Regions from separate parts of the Mus musculus genome. Here region 1 is linked to region 2. Evidence: chromatin loops called from intact Hi-C (ENCODE). Cell type or tissue: heart. All regions are shown on one strand. Each heading gives the region's core, and the rest is flanking DNA. Links, peaks and the distances in the headings are about the cores only. Region 1 overlaps Aopep (aminopeptidase O). Region 2 overlaps Aopep (aminopeptidase O).

The links. Peaks named below come from ENCODE experiments on the same cell type or tissue, not always from the same donor. Only the 100,000 strongest peaks of a DNase experiment are listed, where the experiment ranks them.
Region 1: a loop joins it to region 2, with 2.0 times the contacts of the local background. A loop is called at or near these places in 6 of 42 quality-filtered maps.

Annotation. Positions count from the first base shown.
Region 1 is chr13:63,040,624-63,049,243 of GRCm38, forward strand. All of the region lies in intron 3 of Aopep (aminopeptidase O), which reads left to right. Among named protein-coding and RNA genes, the nearest start is that of Gm46422, 50 kb to the right of the region's middle. In heart, for the core only: CTCF peaks have their summits at 5,050 (motif pointing right) and 6,166 (motif pointing right); a DNase peak (open chromatin) is centred at 6,258; H3K27ac peaks cover 587 bases.
Region 2 is chr13:62,965,572-62,974,191 of GRCm38, forward strand. All of the region lies in intron 1 of Aopep (aminopeptidase O), which reads left to right. It also overlaps the pseudogene Tubb2a-ps1. Among named protein-coding and RNA genes, the nearest start is that of Aopep, 5.0 kb to the left of the region's middle. In heart, for the core only: no CTCF peak of the experiment used is centred there; a DNase peak (open chromatin) is centred at 5,100; H3K27ac peaks cover 60 bases.

The DNA of each region.
Region 1 (8,620 bases), core at 372-8,371, 75 kb after region 2:
GTGTGTGTGTGTATAGTGTATGATATGTATTAGATTGTAAATGTTTGTGTGTTTATATGTAGTGTATGACTGTGTGTGAGTTTGTGAATGTGTGTGTTTGTGTGTGTGTAGTGTATGAGTGTGTATGCATTTGTGAATGTGCATGTGTGTGTGTGTAGACCTGTTCTTCACATTTAAAAACTTTTTAAAATTAAAATATAATTAATTACTGTCCCCTTTCTTTAGTCCCACCCCTCTCATGTTTTCCTCTTTATTCTCTCTTGAAACCATGACTTCCTTTTCTCCAGTTGCTATTATTACATGTGCATGCACTCTGTTCAGTCTGTGTAGTACTATTTTTATGTATATGATTTCAGGGATTGCAATAAGCAATTGGTGGGGAGGAGGCCCATCCCTAGGAAGAGTATTTCTCCTGCTCACAGTAGTCATTAATCCTGTTCTCCTTTGTCTATGGGAGAGGGTGAGGCTATGAGATTTCCTCCCTCTCTGTTAGCATGTCTATTGGTGTCATACTCCTTCAGGTTTTGTGTAGGAAGTCATCTTGTTGAGGTATCATGGGTGAAGCTTCCCATCATTTCTAGGAGACACATCTCACAGCAGATTTCTTAGTCATTTGGCTCTTACAGTCTTTCTGCCTCTATTCTGCAATATTCTCTTGAGTCCCCTGGAGGAGCTGTGTTGTAGATGTATCTACTGGTGCTGCGTATCCCATGATGCCTTCTGTGCACTTTGACCAGTTGTGGCTTTCTTTCTTTCTTTCTTTCTTTCTTTCTTTCTTTCTTTCTTTCTTTCTTTCTTTCTTTTTTCTTTCTTTCTTTCTTTCTCTCTTTCTTTCTTTCTTTCTTTCTTTCTTTTTTATTTCTGCTTATGTTTTATTTTATTTTTTAAATTAGGTATTTTCTTATTTTACATTTGGGATAATGCTATCCCAAAAGTCCCCCATACCTTCCCCCCCCTCCCCTACCCACCCACTCCCACTTCTTGGCCCTGGTGTTCCCCTTTACTGAGGCATATAAAGTTTGCAAGACCAAGGGGCCTCTCTTCCCAATGATGGCCGGCTAGGCCATCTTCTGCTACATATGCAGCTAGAGACATGAGCTCAGGGGGTAGTTCATATTGTTGTTCCACCAATAGGGTTGCAGACCCCTTTAGCTCCTTGGGTACTTTCTCTAGCTCCTCCATTGGGGGCCCCAGTTGTGGCTTTCTATAGTGTATACATCTATTGAAAAGAGAAGTTTCTTTTCTGAGAAGTGAGAGTTCCATTCAACTGTGGATGCCAGCAGGTTCTCCTATGAGATCTATGACTTTACCAGGCCCATATAGTTGGCTAGGCTTCCAGTTCCAGGCATGATTTTCTGTTTGTGGAGTAGATGCTAAGTCTAACAAAAGAGCTGTTGGTTACTGCCAAGGTATGCGTGCTAATATTGCACCGAAAGGGCTACAGTACCATGCTAGGCATTGTTTTGGCTTATAGATGTCATAGCTGGATAGGACTATTTTTTTGGTTGCTTACCTCTTCTAGAAGCTGGTGTGGTACCTCTGGTACCACAAAAACATGTCCTCGCCAGGCGTGGTGGTTCACGCCTTTAATCCCAGCACTCAGGAGGCAGAGGCAGGTGAATTTCTGAGTTCGAGGCCAGCCTGGTCTACAAAGTAAATTCCAGGACAGCCAGGGCTACACAGAGAAATTCTGTCTCAGAAAAAAACAAAACAAAAACAACAAACAACAAACAAACATGTCCTCTGGGTCCTGAGTTCAAAGGACATGGTGTCTTCAGCAACAGGGACTCAGCTTCCATCTCTGGGAGGTACCAGCAATAGACTGTGATGTTTTGAGAGTCTCTTGAACAACTCTGCCCAACAACTTGGAAGCGGGTTTTTCATGCTGCAGCTCTAGAGTACAGCATTGCCTGACCAAGTAGGATAGCTTCATTTAAACTATAAATGTATACACATAGACTTTAATGTACTGTGTGTAATCTAGGTAAATAAATGGTTCCTTGTGGCATTTTCAGACATTCTTAGTCTTGTTTTTCTTTTCCCTTTCCTTTCTATGTGTCCTTCCTCCTCCCACTCCAGTTAAGCACACACCTCCTGTTTTACACCTTTTCCCTCTCATTACTTGCATCCTGCTATTCTTTCTCTAGTTCTCCTGCCCTTTGTTTTAAAAAGTGCCTCATTGAACCTGGACCTCACCATTTAGGTAAGACTGGCTGGCTGGCTGGTAAGCAATCCCCAGGGATCCCCTCCTGCCTTTACCCACCCCTCCTCCCTGCTCCACCACTGGGATCACAGGTACCTAGTGATGTGCTTGGCTCTTTATGTGGGTGCTGGTGACCATGCTGAGCCTTCTTCCCAGCATCTATTTGGCATTTCCTCAGGCAAAAATAATCATTTTAATGTTTTCTCAGTAACTGAAGGTCCCACCTATCCCTGTGTGGTCATGTACATTTCTGTGCATGTGAGTGTGGAGATATTTAACAACCTCACTGAGGATGCACAGTAAAGAAACTGCCAACATGACTACTCCATTTGGGGGATGGGTTTTATTGTGGGTAAGAAAAATGGAAATATTGAGAGGCTTCTGGGAGAGTCCAGAGCAGAGAGAAAAGAAAGCAGACTGGATATAGCCAGGGCTAGAGAAACTGGAGAGAACATGAAAATAGGAAGAGGGGCTGGTGAGATGGCTCAGTGGGTAAGAGCACCCGACTGCTCTTCTGAAGGTCCAGAGTTCAAATCCCAGCAACCACATGGTGGCTCACAACCATCCGTAACAAGATCTGACGCCCTCTTCTGGTGTGTCTGAAGACAGCTACAGTGTATTTACATATAATAAATAAATAAATCTTTAAAAAAAAAAAATAGGAAGAGATAGAGCACAGCCAGGGAGTGTGTGAGAGAGCAGGGAGGGAGGGAGAGAGCAGGGAGGGAGAGAGAGCAGGGAGGGAGGGAGGGAGAGAGCAGGGAGGGAGAGAGAGAGCAGGGAGGGAGGGAGAGAGCAGGGAGGGAGGGAGAGAGCAGGGAGGGAGAGAGAGCAGGGAGGGAGGGAGGGAGAGAGCAGGGAGGGAGAGAGAGAGCAGGGAGGGAGGGAGGGAGGGAGAGAGCAGGGAGGGAGAGGGAGCAGGGAGGGAGGGAGAGAGCAGGGAGGGAGGGAGAGAGCAGGGAGGGAGAGGGAGCAGGGAGGGAGGGAGGGAGAGAGCAGGGAGGGAGGGCGAGAGCAGGGAGGGAGAGAGAGAGCAGGGAGAGAGGGAGAGAGCAGGAAGGGAGAGAGAGCAGGGAGGGAGGGAGGGAGGGAGGGAGAGAGCAGGGAGGGAGAGAGAGCAGGGAGGGAGGGAGGGAGGGAGGGAGGGAGGGAGGGAGGAAGGGGGACAAATCATTCTAGTCATAAGGAGGATGAGTAGCTGCAGGGAGGGACTCCTGGGGGTGGAAAGCTCATTTCACAGGTTCCTCAGGAATGCTGGCTTTTATCTACCCTGCAGAAATCCTTCTACAGTCCAGGTTGACCTCCTTTCTAAATATATGTACTCTCTAAGACCTAACACCCACTCAGGTCTGGATGCTTTCAGACGCCAGCAAACTTCAGCCTTTTGACCAGCCCTGTTCACTGCCTGGTTTTGTAAATAAGTTTTATTGGGTTTTAACTGCTGCCTGGGGCCTCTTCCAAGCACAGGTGAGTGTTTGCAAGGAAGGCTCACAGGACCAGAACCTTTTCTCTACTCCTTTACCAAAAATGTTTCCTGATTTCTACCCCATTTGTCTTTTCTCAGTCTGTATATTTAAAGATTATCATTAACAGTTAAGAATAATTGGGAGGCTGGGGTAGGAGGAACAAGAGTTTGAGGTCAGGCTAGACTGTACAGTGAGACCCAGCCCCCCACAAAATCCTGAGAAATTATTAAACTTAACATTTTCACAGACAATGTTCACACTTTCAGGAACATTTGTGAGCCTTTTCTCTTCTTTAGAATTCCAGGTAAGGGCAAAGTTTTCATAAAGAGACGCTCACTGAAGTTTGATGTTCACACTTCTAACACCCCAGCCTGTATAACAAAACATTTACTAGCCCAACCCGAGGACCAGTGGAGGTAGAAAAGGAGAAAGAACTCTCCCCAGAGCTGGAGTTTATCAAAAGACACGCAGGGAACCATATTGCTAAAGCCCATGGATGGGACTTGAGTGGTTGTTATGGAGTGTGGGCATCATTCACAGCTGTGTCTGTGGACTTCAGACAAGAGGAGTGTGTGGTAGATGGTAGGAGATGATGTTCCCTGTAGGCCTGCTTTCTGGGTCCCTGACTCTGCTCTATACAACCTCTAGAAGCATGAGCAATACAACCCTGCCCAGCCTAGCTCATCCCTGCCCATCACAGTGACACTTCATCAGCCCTATTAGCACATTTACCAGACACCAGCTGACTTACTGAGAAGGCTCTCAGTAAGTTGGGAGCCAGCCTCCATCTGGGGCTAATCAGAGAAATGGTAGCAGCCATTCAGCAAGAAACAAAAATTAGAAGAGAGCCCTCTGAGTCTGTGTTCCATGAGGAAATCATTCCTCCTGATGGTCCTTTAAAGGAAGGCTAATGGTTAGGGGCTGTTGGGCAATGAGTATCATAAGAATTTTATTAGCTAAGTAGTCATTATTCTTTTTTTTTTCTTCCCCAGAAAGGCCACAGATGAACTTGTTTAACTCCTACTCACCTTCCTCAGCATGAAGCCATTTTGGCAGAAATGTTACCCATTGATCTATGCCAGTCTCTCCATCTCTACCTGCTATGCTTTGTGTTTAATAGGGCTCAGAAATGTATCTGTTGAATATGGTCTATGAAATCAAATGGAAGTAGCTCCTGGCAGAGGCATTTAAAACCACATAGTTAATGACAGAGGCAATACCATGTTCATAGCTTCCCCTATGAACATGGTTGCTGGTTTCTACCACACATGTTTAAAAAGAAGATCACTATGCTATCACTTTCCTCTAGTAATTTTTGTTTGTTTCTTCAAGATTTTATTTTTAAGTTGTGTTTACTTGAGTGTAGTGCTAGCAGAGGCCAGAAGAGGGCATCAGATCCTCTGGAGCTGGGGTTTTAGGTAGTTGTGAGCCCCTGGATGTGGGTGCTGGCAACCAACCTTGGCACCTCCAAGAGCAGTGTGTGCTCTTAGCTTCTGAGCTGTCACTCCAGCCCCCTGGCTTTACTTTTATAAATCTAATTTGGCATATTCCTACTCCTCAAATTAATGATTTTTTTTTAGGATCTTTGTCTGGTTCCCCCCCCCCCCATTTTTCAATTGTAAAGAGCATAAACGTTATTTCACTTTGGGCAAAATGCTATTCTCTGTCTGGACTGTACAATATGTCAGCTCTCTGACATTCTCTTCCGTATGACTGGGAAATTCCAGGAAAAATGACTAAGGAGCAAGACTCTCCCAGACAAAAAGCCAGCTTCCCCCACCCTATTTTGATGGCTCAAAATAAATAGCAGTGTTGAGAATGCTCCACATTCTCTCCATGTGAGAAGGCAGTAAATTAAAAAGCTTTAGGGGTGGCTATGATCAAGTAAGTACTTTGCCCACAAAAAGGAAATGCAAGGTAGAGTGTCCTAGTTTTGGAAGTAGAACCTCGGTACTGCATGCAGATGCTATGAAGAAGTGGGGTGGGCGTGCCTTAGAGTATACTTCACAGTGAACGTATTCCTTGTTTCCAGTAGACAGCTGCCCTCACATTGTGAGGGTTGTGTTTGGCTTTTCTATTGCTCATGTGGACTCAGATGATGTCTTACACTTTCCAGGGCTTTCATTCTGTGATTTGCTGTTCACTAGCTTGCTTGCCTCCTTGCTCTGCTTAGTATATACACAGAGTATGTTAGGATTTTTTTTTCTCTCTCTCTCAGACCACAGTGCTTCTGCCAGCATGTTTTATTTGCCCATTCTCACTGGTGTAAAATTTTTCTTGGATTAGACATACATGAATGTTTGCATGCAAGGCATTAATGTTTGTCTTGTGACCAACCATCTGGAAAGGTGGTATTCAGCCCACTGATGTCCTTTGTGTTTCAGGGGAGCTACTCATCTTCATTATGGTCATGTCTATCTAGGAGATCTGGTAGACTGGTGCCAGTGTTCCTTTAGGGAAGCCTTGAAACCATGGGATGCTCACAATCTACACAGCCCCTCTCGCTTCAGCAGGTGGCGCTCTTTTACCTTTGAAGGTTATTCTCTCCTAGTCGTCTGTGTCCAGGGCTATACTTCCTGCAAAGAGAGAGACCTGAGACCTCTGTGTAGGGTGGCATTGGCCTGTGAAGCCATTGTCTGGCCTGGTAAGGGAAAGCTGATGGGCATTGGCCCACCTGATGCCAGTTTCAGCCCTCGAACAATAGTGAGGAAGACTGATGTGGACAAGGCTTTGCCAGAGGGGCCAAAAGCTCATAAAGTAGGTCATGTAATTGCAGTGTCTCAGTTGTAACAGAAAGAATGCTGGGGTTTGCTGAAGTACCTGGGGATGGAGAAGGATACCATGAGGGGAAGAACAATGAAATGAGGAGCCTGCATTCCTTCCAGTGTGTACATAGTGCTTACACATGTTCCTGTGGTGTTCATATTTATATAATGTGGTTATCATATACTCATAAATGCACGTATTCCTATACAGCTTGCATTTGTAATGACCTTCCCAAAGCATTACTGCCATATGGAGTAATTTGGGCAGGGAGCTCTGAAGAAGGGATTGTGGCTAGAGAAATAGTCTTAAGATAGGAACTACATTGGATCTGAGAAGAGAAACATGATATGTCACATAAGAGCACACTGACATCACTGAGGGCTTCACTCTGTTGGTCTACCCGACAGCAGAAAGCTTCCAAGGTTACATGAGTGCTTCCAGTAGGAAAACTTTGTATGCCCTTTTAAATTTTCAGAGAAAACAACAATTTCTTTTTAAAATCTCATGTATCTGGCTGGCCTTAAACTGGTTTTTGTTTATTGATTTTTATTCTTGTTGTTATTTTTTAAATTAAGACAAGATCTCATGGTGATCAAGCTAGCCTCAAGCTTGCTATGCAGTCAATCATGAACTTGAATTTGTGTCCTACCTTTACCTCCCAGGTGCTCACATTGCAAATGTGTCCCACCATATCTTGTCTAAGCCGTGCATGGGATTTAACCAATTTAATTTCCCTGTACGCAAGGCAAGGACTCTGCCAATTTAACAACAACCTTTTGCCACTAACTCTTTAAATATCAGGCATTCTTGCCTGTGCAGAAATAGCTGTGTGTGATGGTTGCTGCCTTTGGAGTTTTAGTGATATACCAGGTATACAGGACTTGACTACCCACATTAGTTTACTATTGCTAATTGATATGACCAAAATGTGTCTACAGGACTTTGATTTTCTAATTTTTTCATTTTATAAAAATGCCCGTCTCAAATATTTAAGATTTTCACAAGTGTAAGATACAAAGTCACACTCACATCCCCTTGGTATCCGGCTGTCACCCACCGAGCTGAGGCTGACTCCTTGTCATCTTTGCCTCTCCTCACTTGTACCTTATTACCTCCTTATGAAGAGAGTCTCCAAAGCTGTTCTGAGGACAGTTTTCCAAGCAGTGAATGAAGCAGCACCTCAGGTGATGGTGTTAGCATTTCTAGGCTATGATGTACCTACTTTGAGAAGTGAATTCTAATTGTGGTGTATTTAGTGTGGTGGGCATCACACCCAGAGCTCTGTGCGTGCTGCCTGAGTACTCATAGTTGAGCTGCACCTAGAGCCAAACCCAACTTTTTAGATCATCTCTTTTGACTTGAAAATTAGTCCCTTTCAAGTCCTGTTATCCTTCCAAAAATCCAGTTATCTCTAAAGAAACTTTCAGTTCTGTTTTGAAGATGAAAATGTTTGAGTCTTATTGTAGCTGCTACCATGCTTGTAAGACAGATGTCTCATGGCACAACAGCCTTGTGAGATTATTGAAATAGGCCTCTAAATATGCTCTAATTTAAGAAAATGGTATTGGGGTATACAGTATAAAAAAGTTCTGATCTCTGTTTGAGGAGGGCTCATAAGCCCACAGTTAAAGAATCTGTGTGAAAGGGAGGACAAACTTGGCTGCTCAAGTCAGAGAACGAGAGCACTATTAATTCTGGGTGTCTCCAGAGCCCCCATCTCTGCTGCCTTGTTAATTAGTCCAGACCTGGCTATGAAGTCATCCAGGGGTATGACGGGCTTCTGGCTTCTACAGAGGAAAAACTTTGGGCTAATTTAAGTACAGTGTGTTCTCTTTGTTTTACAGCTGGTCCTGTGAGGGGGTTGGGTACAAGTGCAATGAATAAAAAAGAAAATGAAGGCATTCACTATCTATTTCATGGAGGACAGCTCACTGAAAGTAAACACCATTTAAATAGTCTCCAAATGGCCCATTCTATATGAAGTCATGCAGGATGCCCCCTTTGGGCTGTCGCTCTCCTTTAAATGGATCACTTTGTTTTCATTGCGTTTGAGTGCCATTCAACCTTAAACTCCAAATGTGGGCCTCATCAGGTCATGGTTTTAGGGCACATGTGGCAGCCATACCTTCAAGCATCCTGTTTCTGCCTCCAGAATAGTTATCCTGGATGGCTAGGAGAGGCAGCT
Region 2 (8,620 bases), core at 398-8,397:
TAACTGAGGCTCAGCTCCATCAAATTGACTGGGTGAAAAATTCCCAGTAACCAAAAGCAAAGGGCAAGTTTAAATTCAAGGTTATGCATGGCTTCAAGGTCTCTCTCTCTCCTCTCCTCTTCCTCCCCTTTAAAAATAACCACCATCAGTGGTCAAATTCCAGGCTTTTTACATTAGTCATATGTGATTCCATACGTTTATTCACCCATCTGACCATATGAATTGTGTGTGTAACACACACATGCACGTGTGCAATACGTGTACGCATGTGGAGACAAGGGATAACATCAACTGTGGTTTCATAGATGCTGGCCACCGTTTTTTGTTTATGTGTTTTTGAGACAGGTTCTCTCACTGGCCTAGAGCTTGCCAGGTAGATTGGTTTAGCCAGCAACTCTTGAAAATGCCCGCCTCTATCTCCCCAGCACTGGAATCACAGACCTGAAACTTTCCACTCAGGTTCTGGGGACCGAACTTGCGTCCTCGTGCTTACACAGCAGGTGGTTTTCAGCCTGAGATGCCGCCGAAGCAGCAGCAGCAGCTGCTTCTTCTTCTTCTTCTTCTTCTTCTTCTTCTTCTTCTTCTTCTTCTTCTTCTTCTTGATTCATTTATTTATTTTATGTATATGTGTACACCAGTGCTCTCTTCAGACACACCAGAAGAGGACACCAGATCCCATTACAGACGGTTGTGAGCCACGATGTGGTTGCTGGGAATTGAAACCAGGACCAGTGGAAGAGCAGTCGGTGGTCAGTGCTCTCAACCGCTGAGCCATCTCTCCAGCCCACTGAGCTGCCTCTTAAGCCCCTATTTTGATACTTTGTAAATATGTTGTAAATTCTCATATTCTTAAAGTTAAGACATCTGGAAACATGTCTTCTTCCTACAGGCACGCGCACGCGCGCGCGCGCGCACACACACACACACACACACAGAGAGAGAGAGAGAGAGAGAGAGAGAGAGAAGAGCGAAAGCACCCTTATCTTTAATTGTGACATACATGGAAAATGATGTTGCTTTGTAAGTACCTTCTATTCAGAGATCCAAGAAATGAGTGATTTTACGTTTGCCCCCCCCCCTTTTTTTCTAGTAATGTAAATATCAATAAATAAATTAAAGGCATCAAGTGGTTTTCTTGCCTTCTTTCTTCTGGTATGCAGTCACAAACATCACTTGGCCTGTGCTGAAATGTGATGACTTCCTCAGAACCTTTGCTGTCTCTGACTCCCCAGGTGCTTTGCATTTGCGTCTGCCGGGCTTCCCCCCCCCCCCCCCCCCCCGTGTACCAAAGGACATTTAAAAATCCATTGTTTCTTACTTATTGTTGGATTAAGTAAGGCCATTTTTGGTTCAACTTATATTAGTAGCATACCCAAAGAAGAAACACCTGGGCTTTCAGTCTTTTCTAAAGGAAGAAAATTTTCTGTGTTCAGAAAGGTGGATTTAAGTTGATAAGAAAGAGCTTGATAGGAAGAAAGGAAGAGAAAGAAAACAAGACACCGTTAGGACACAAAGGTTTATGTGATTTTAGCCATTACAACAGGAGTTCAGAAAGATCTCAAGTGTTACATTGATGTTATCGGTATAACAAAAAGAGAAAAAAAGTGACAGGCAACAGTGAAGAGCACCAGAGACCCAGCACAAACCTAAGACCATTCTCCTTCCTTCAACTGCCAAGGTATTTTCACAGATTAAGCCCCCCACCCCACCCCCTTCTTTCATCTCAGCTTTCCCTAACCTGCTTGGCCTGGGGAACTCAAGCCTTATTCCCGCCCTCCTCCTCCTCGAACTCACCCTGCTCCCTGCTCATCAGCCGTGGCATCCTGGTACTGCTGGTACCAGGTCGTTCATGTTGCTCTCCGCCTCGGTGAACTCCATCTCGTCCATGCCCTCGCCCGTGTATCAGTGCAGGAAAGCCTTGCGCTGGAACATGGCAGTGAACTGCTCAGAGATGCGCTTGAACAGCTCCTGGATAGCAATGCTATTGCCAATGAAGGTGGCTGACATCTTGAGGCCACGAGGAGGGATGTCACACACGGCCGTCTTGACATTGTTGGGGATCCACTCCACGAAGTAGCTGCTGTTCGTTCTTGTTCTGCACGTTGAGCATCTGCTCATCCACCTCCTTCATGGACATGCGGCCACGGAAAATGGCCATGGTCAGGTAGCGGCCATGGCGAGGGTCGCAGACAGCCATCATGTTCTTGGAGTTGAACATAGGCTGGGTCAGCTCGGGCACTGTCAGGGCTCGGTACTGTTGGCTGCCCTGGCTGGTCAGAGGTGCAAAGCCTGGCATGAAGAAGTGCAGGCGTGGGAATGGCACCATGTTCACAGCCAGCTTGTGCAGGTCTGCGTTCAGCTGGCCTGGGAAGCGCAGGCAGGTGGTCACTTCACTCATGGTGGCTGACACCAGGTGGTTGAGATCGCCATAGGTGGGTGTGGTCAGCTTCAGGGTGCGGAAGCAGATGTCCTACAGAGCCTAATTGTCGATAGACTAGGTTTCATCTGTGTTCTCTACCAGCTGGTGCACTCAGAGGGTGACATTATAGGGCTCCACCACAGTGTCAGAGACCTTGGGTGAGGGCATGACGCTGAAGGTCTTCATGATGCGGTCTGGGTACTCCTCTCTGATCTTGCTGATGAGCAGGGTCCCCATGCCTGAGCCAGTGCCTCCCCCCAGTAAGTGGGTCAGCTGGAAGCCCTGGAGACAGTCACAGCTTTCTGATTCCTTCCTCACCACGTCCAGGACAGAGTCCACTAGCTCGGCCCCCTTTCTGTAGTGGCCCTTTGCCCAGTTATTTCCTGCATCACTCTGGCCGAGCACAAAGTTGTCTGACCTGAAGATCTGGCCGAATGGTCCCGACCTCACGGAGTCCATGGTGCCAGGCTCCAGGTCCACTAGGATGGCCCAAGGTACATATTTGTTGCCAGCAGCTTCATTGTAGTACACATTGATTCTCTCCAGCTGCAAGTCACTGTCGCCATGGTAACTGCCAGTGGGGTCGATGCTCGTCGCTTATCACCTCCCAAAACTTAGCCCCGATCCGGTTGCCACACTGGCCCGTCTGGATGTGCATGATCTCGCGCGTGGTGCTGGCTGTAGAAGGAGTGGAGGCTCTTGCCCTCGGAGCACTGTATGGACAGAGGGCTAAGGAGCGCAAAAGACCGTCTGCCGGGCTTCTTGTGGATCGTTTTCCATTGCCTCCAGTGGACAGTAAGGCACAATAAGGAAACTGCAGATCGCACCAATAGAGGTCTAGATTTTACACCCTGGCTCTTTTGCTTAGTAGGCACCTTGAATCCTAGGCAAAGTGCCTGACCCCTCTACACCTCGGTTTTCTTGTTGGTCAGTTGGGAGCAATAGGATTGCTTAGATGGGTGTTATGAAGACACAGTGAGTTCCCGTGAAGAAAAGCCTGGGGCAGTACCAGATTCCCTACAAGGACCAGCTAAGCACTTTCTGACATTGTTGTCTGGTCTTGGCTTTCCATCTTTTGAAAATGACACTCTCGTTATTTGGAAACTGTTGTTCTTTGAAAAACATTTAATGAATGTGTGGTGTTTACCAGAGGATTGATTGCCTTGACTGGGATCCTGCTATTTGGGAAGTGATCACTTGTTAAACTTTCCTTCGCTGTGTCTTTACTATACAATAACCATTTTGCTTGAGGAGATTTGAAACATCCACTCTTTAGAAAGTTTATTTGTAAGCCAGGCAGTGGTGGCACACAGTTTTAATCCCAGATTCAGGAGGGAAAGGCAGCTGAATCTCTAAGAGGCAACTCTGGCTTACAGAGTGAGTTCCAGGATAGCCAGGGCTACATATAGAAACCCTGTCTTGAAGAAAAATACAGCACAAAAGGGGCTAGTCATTGCAGGTACCTATTTCTGATTGTATGCAAGTGTTTGTGAGATACTGGATATACTGACTTCAGAGAACTAACAACTTGTGGGAGTCACCTTTCTCCTACAATGTGGGTTTGAGGGATTGGATTCAGGCCACAACTTGGTGGTTAGCACCTTCACCTGATGAGCCATTTTGCCAGCCTAAAATATTGTACTTTTGTGTAATGGACTTTTGAATTTCCTCTTAATTTTAAGGTTATTTCAGTGTTGTCTGGTGGAGATACTGCAGAAGTATGTGTGTCATTATGGGCATGTAAGGATTAGTATCTCCTTCAAAAACTGCTTTTACATACCACAGGAACACATAGCCCCCAGAGCAGTTTTCTTTCCCTCCTTTCAAGGGACTAAAAATTGTTTTAACCCAGAAAATGAAACTCAGGCATCGTGGCAAACACTTATAATCCTTACATTCAAAAGGCTGAGGCAGGAGCATTGCTAGTTATGGGTTACACGGCAGGTTTCTATCTAAAATAAAAGTGATATAATCCCTCTTATGAAAATGTTAAGCTGTGTCCTCTCCCCATTCATGCTGGGTATTTTAGACCAAGGCTGGCTACAAGGTAAATGTTGATTCCTGTGGTCGCTACTTAGAAACTTGAGAATGAGTTAAGACTCATGCTTATATTACAACTTGCTTTGAAGATGTATTCTGTGGGTTTTAAATGCTTATTTTTTATTTTATGTATGTGAACTAGAAAATACATAAGCTAAAAATTATTACTGCTTTAAGTTCTTTAGGTTGAGTGGTACCAGGCACATGCACACAACTATGTGACTCTGCAATGTTATCGCTAGAACCTTATCATCCTCAAAAGAAATGCTGAACACACTGAGTGATAGCTTCCCACCCACCCTCCTCTCTCCCTCACTCCAGGTGTCCTCTGTTCCAGCCCTGCTGTGTCTGCTAACTCCAGAGGTCTTAGTTGATGAAATCCTGCCATATCTGCCCACTTCTGACTGCTCTATTTCACCCAAAATGTTCTCAGAGCTTAATCGTGCTGCAGCATATATCAGATTCTCATCCCTTTTAAGGGATAAATACTATTCCACCGTATGGGTAGATCATGCACTGTACTTTTGGGGAGTGTTGAGATTGGCATGAGCCTACTTCTTAGTGATTGTTTCTGAGCTGGCAGACGGTGTGGATAGAGATGCCAACTGAAGTGATACTGTTTTGCATTGTGGACACAGTGTCTGGTGGACAGAGTTAAGTTGGAGTCGAAGCGCAGACTGTAGTGTGATATGGAGTCTAAAAATAGTAAAGAAAATGCCAGTGGTGATGACATCACCTGCTGTTCTGTTATACAACATTCACACATGCTTCTAGGCACTTTGCCCATGAAATAAGAACTTTTTTAGTTTCTATTTTATACATGAAGAGCTTTGTAGCATAGGCAAATTGAGTCGATTATTAAAATTACAAAATTAAAATTAGGTGGCAAAAGTGGATTCTGAAGTTGGGCTCTCTGGCTCCAAAGCTCATTTATCCCTAGATGTGGTCAATACTGACTTTATAACAGAATTGCTATGCTTTTTGCCTGCCTTCTCCTTTTCACTGTACGTAACTTCCGAATTCATTGGGCAACGCAAGAACCAACCCACACTCCGAGTGGACACCCAAGTCTGGTTTGCATGAGCCAATCACATCCACAGGGAATTCAGATGACGTTGCCACAACTGAGTCTTAATTCTTTGAAAGCTTTATATTTGAACACTGTGCAGTTCCCACACTCAGAGCCCCGTGGAAGGAAGCCTTTTGTTCTTAGCCTTGATGAGCATTACAATGGGTTCTGACAAACTCATTTCACTGCTAATTTGTTACTCTATGATTTCTGAAGAAATTGTTGTGAAGTAGCATTTATGTTTTTATTATCAGCTGCATTGTGATTTCTCTTGGCTCTTCATTTGCTTACACTTTATTTCTTTGACATTTGCAATTGAAGGTCCAGTTTTGGAAAGCAGTGGAAATTAGGATGTGTTTGCTCTATTTTGGCATGAAAGGCAAATCAGGTTTTTTTGTTTTTGTTTTTGTTTTGTTTTTTTGTTTGTTTGTTTGTTACCAGTAATATCAGGCCTATGTCACAGTATTCTGTACATTTGGAGGTCTGAACTGTCTATTATATCTGGAGGATAGAGATTCTGTTACCCTTTGTTAAACATCTGAGAATCTCAAGACCAAGATGCTCAGTTATCTGCCTGTATTCATGAATCCATTCTGCAAAAACTAATTCCAGCATGATGTGTTCCGGTGAGCCATCCCATAAGAGGAGCCTCCAAGTCGTTTACTCACGTGTAGGTGTCATTTTTCCTGCAGTGATGTGTGACCTGTATTAGATTGCAGAGAGAAGGAACCGGTACGGCAGGCCTCAGAGATAATTGAATTAAAGTGGCCTGGCTTTGACTTTGGCCCTAGGTGTAAGTGAGGAATCTGGACTTATTCCAGAGTTCTGCCTCAAGCAACAAGGTAGACACTAGTGCCATCTACTAGGAAAATGTGGGACCAGGGACATAGGCTTGAAGCTTTAGAGCAGGGATCACCCTGTCCGGTGAGTAAGATTTGAAGCCAGAGCTATAGGACACAGAGGTCACAGTTCATTTAAGAAGTGAGGGAAGAAAAGGCCAGAGGTAGAAAGATAGAGGAGAGAATGTAATCACAGATCCTAGAAGAGGAGAGACACTTGAAGGGAGGGAGCTTGGTCAGTGCCATAATTCCTCAAGATTAAAAGACAAGAAAACCCCCTGAATTTGTTCTTGAGGAAGTAATTTACCTCCATTGTGGGACTTCAGTGGTCTAGTAAGATGTGAGCAGAGACTAGTGGGCAGAAAGGGGTTGAGTAGTGGACTAAAGAGAATAGTCAGAGAGAGGTGTGGGAGAGAGAGTCTTTTGTTTATTTGTGGGGCTTTGATCAAAAGATTGTAGCAATCTCTTCTCAGATTAAAAACAATGCTGGGGAAGGGGAGGATGTTGAAGTGGAGGATTCAGGGGTCTTAGATGAATAATAACTCAAGAACCCAGAGGGCCAAACAGGATTCTGTCCACAGCAGAAACCACAGTCAGGCTGTGCTCAGGTGCAAAGGACACTTCTGTCCTGAGAAGAGAAAGGAGGGAAGAGATGAAGATGAGTTCCTGTGGGCTCAGGGGTAGAGCCCTTGTTGGGCCGGTGGGAAGCCCTGGGTTCAAGTCTTAACACCGAGGTTGGGGGAGGGGGCTGGGGAAGAAAGAGAATGGCAGAAGCTCTTACCTTACTGCAGCGGAAGGGTTTAAGAGATGCAAATGGATGCTGATATGGATGCTCCTTCAGTGAGTTAGGAATGGAAGATAGAGTGAAGTTTATAATGATTGTTGAAGGGAAAGGCCAGGAACTGCAGACACAATTCTAACACTCTCTTCTCATGTTGGAATTTTTGAATATGCAGAGGCAACCATTCTTGCGATTGTGTTACTTACTTAGGTTGAGTTCTCCATAGGCTTAGTTGAGAGTTAAAAGTTGGATGATCCCACTGGGGGTTAAGTTTTATAGAATAGTTGTGTTAGAAGAATGAGAAAAAAAAAACAGGAAAATTGAAGCTAATTTATTATGTGAGTAATAAAGAAATAGATAATTGGCCCCCGTGCTCCCAGTGAAATGGTTCAGAGGGTGAAGGTGCTTGCTGCCAGGCCTGACAGCCAGGGTTGTCCCCTGACCCACATAGTAGAAGGCATAACCAACTCCTACAAGTTGTCCTCTGACCTCCACATGCGTGCCATGGTGGCCCCTCCAAAGAAAGAAAAGAAACGAGGCCATGAGCTGCACTGTTTAAAGAACACCATGGAATCTGGACTCTTGGTGTCAGGAATGTTTGTTTCTGACTCTAGGTCACACTGTCCTGTGTATTGTAGGGTGTTTAGCAGTAGCGCCCCTGGCTTCTGCGGCCTAGGTGCCAGGAACAGCTCTTTGACTATTCAGTGCTCAGTGATGTCTTTGAATATTACCAAGTGTTAATGGACTGTTGGTTTTAATGCCTATTTATATGTTTAGATGGATTGGTATCAACAGTCATCATGCATTCCGTTGGGAGAAAAGAACAGAAACCAGAGCTTTCGGTACCAGTTAGCACTTCTGTTTCCTGGGGTAGTGACCATGGCTCAGTGTGCCTTCCTTTAGCTTTTCCAGTAGTTCTGTTGAAAGTTCTGTTTATTAATGTCTTAATTGGATGTAATACCCCTACATGGCATCTGAGGATATGCTTTGGCACAAATCTATGTACACCTTAGAAGAGAAGCCTCAACTGGGGAATTACCTCAATGAGATTACCCAGTACAGAAGTCTGGGGGAGCATTTTTATAATTTTATTTATTTATGTATTTATTTGCCTCCCAAATGCTGCTCCCCTTCCAGTCCCTCCCTCATAGAGTCTCTCCCCCAACTTCTTCCCTTCTCCTCTGAGAGGGTGGAGGCCAATCTGGGTAACCTCCCATCCTGGCACACCAAGTGTCTGCCAGATTAGGCACATCCTCTCCCACTGAGTCCAGACAAAGCAGCCATGAAAACTGAGCTGCCTGTCTGCTTCATATATGCCGGGGGAGGGGGAATTCGTTCCAGCCCGTGTATGTTCTTTGGTTGGTAGCTCAGACTCAGAGCTTCCAGGAGTTCAGGTTTGTTGATAATTTTGGTCTCCCTGTGGGGTTTCTTTCCCCTTCAGGGCTTTCCATTCTTCCTCCAACTTTTTCATA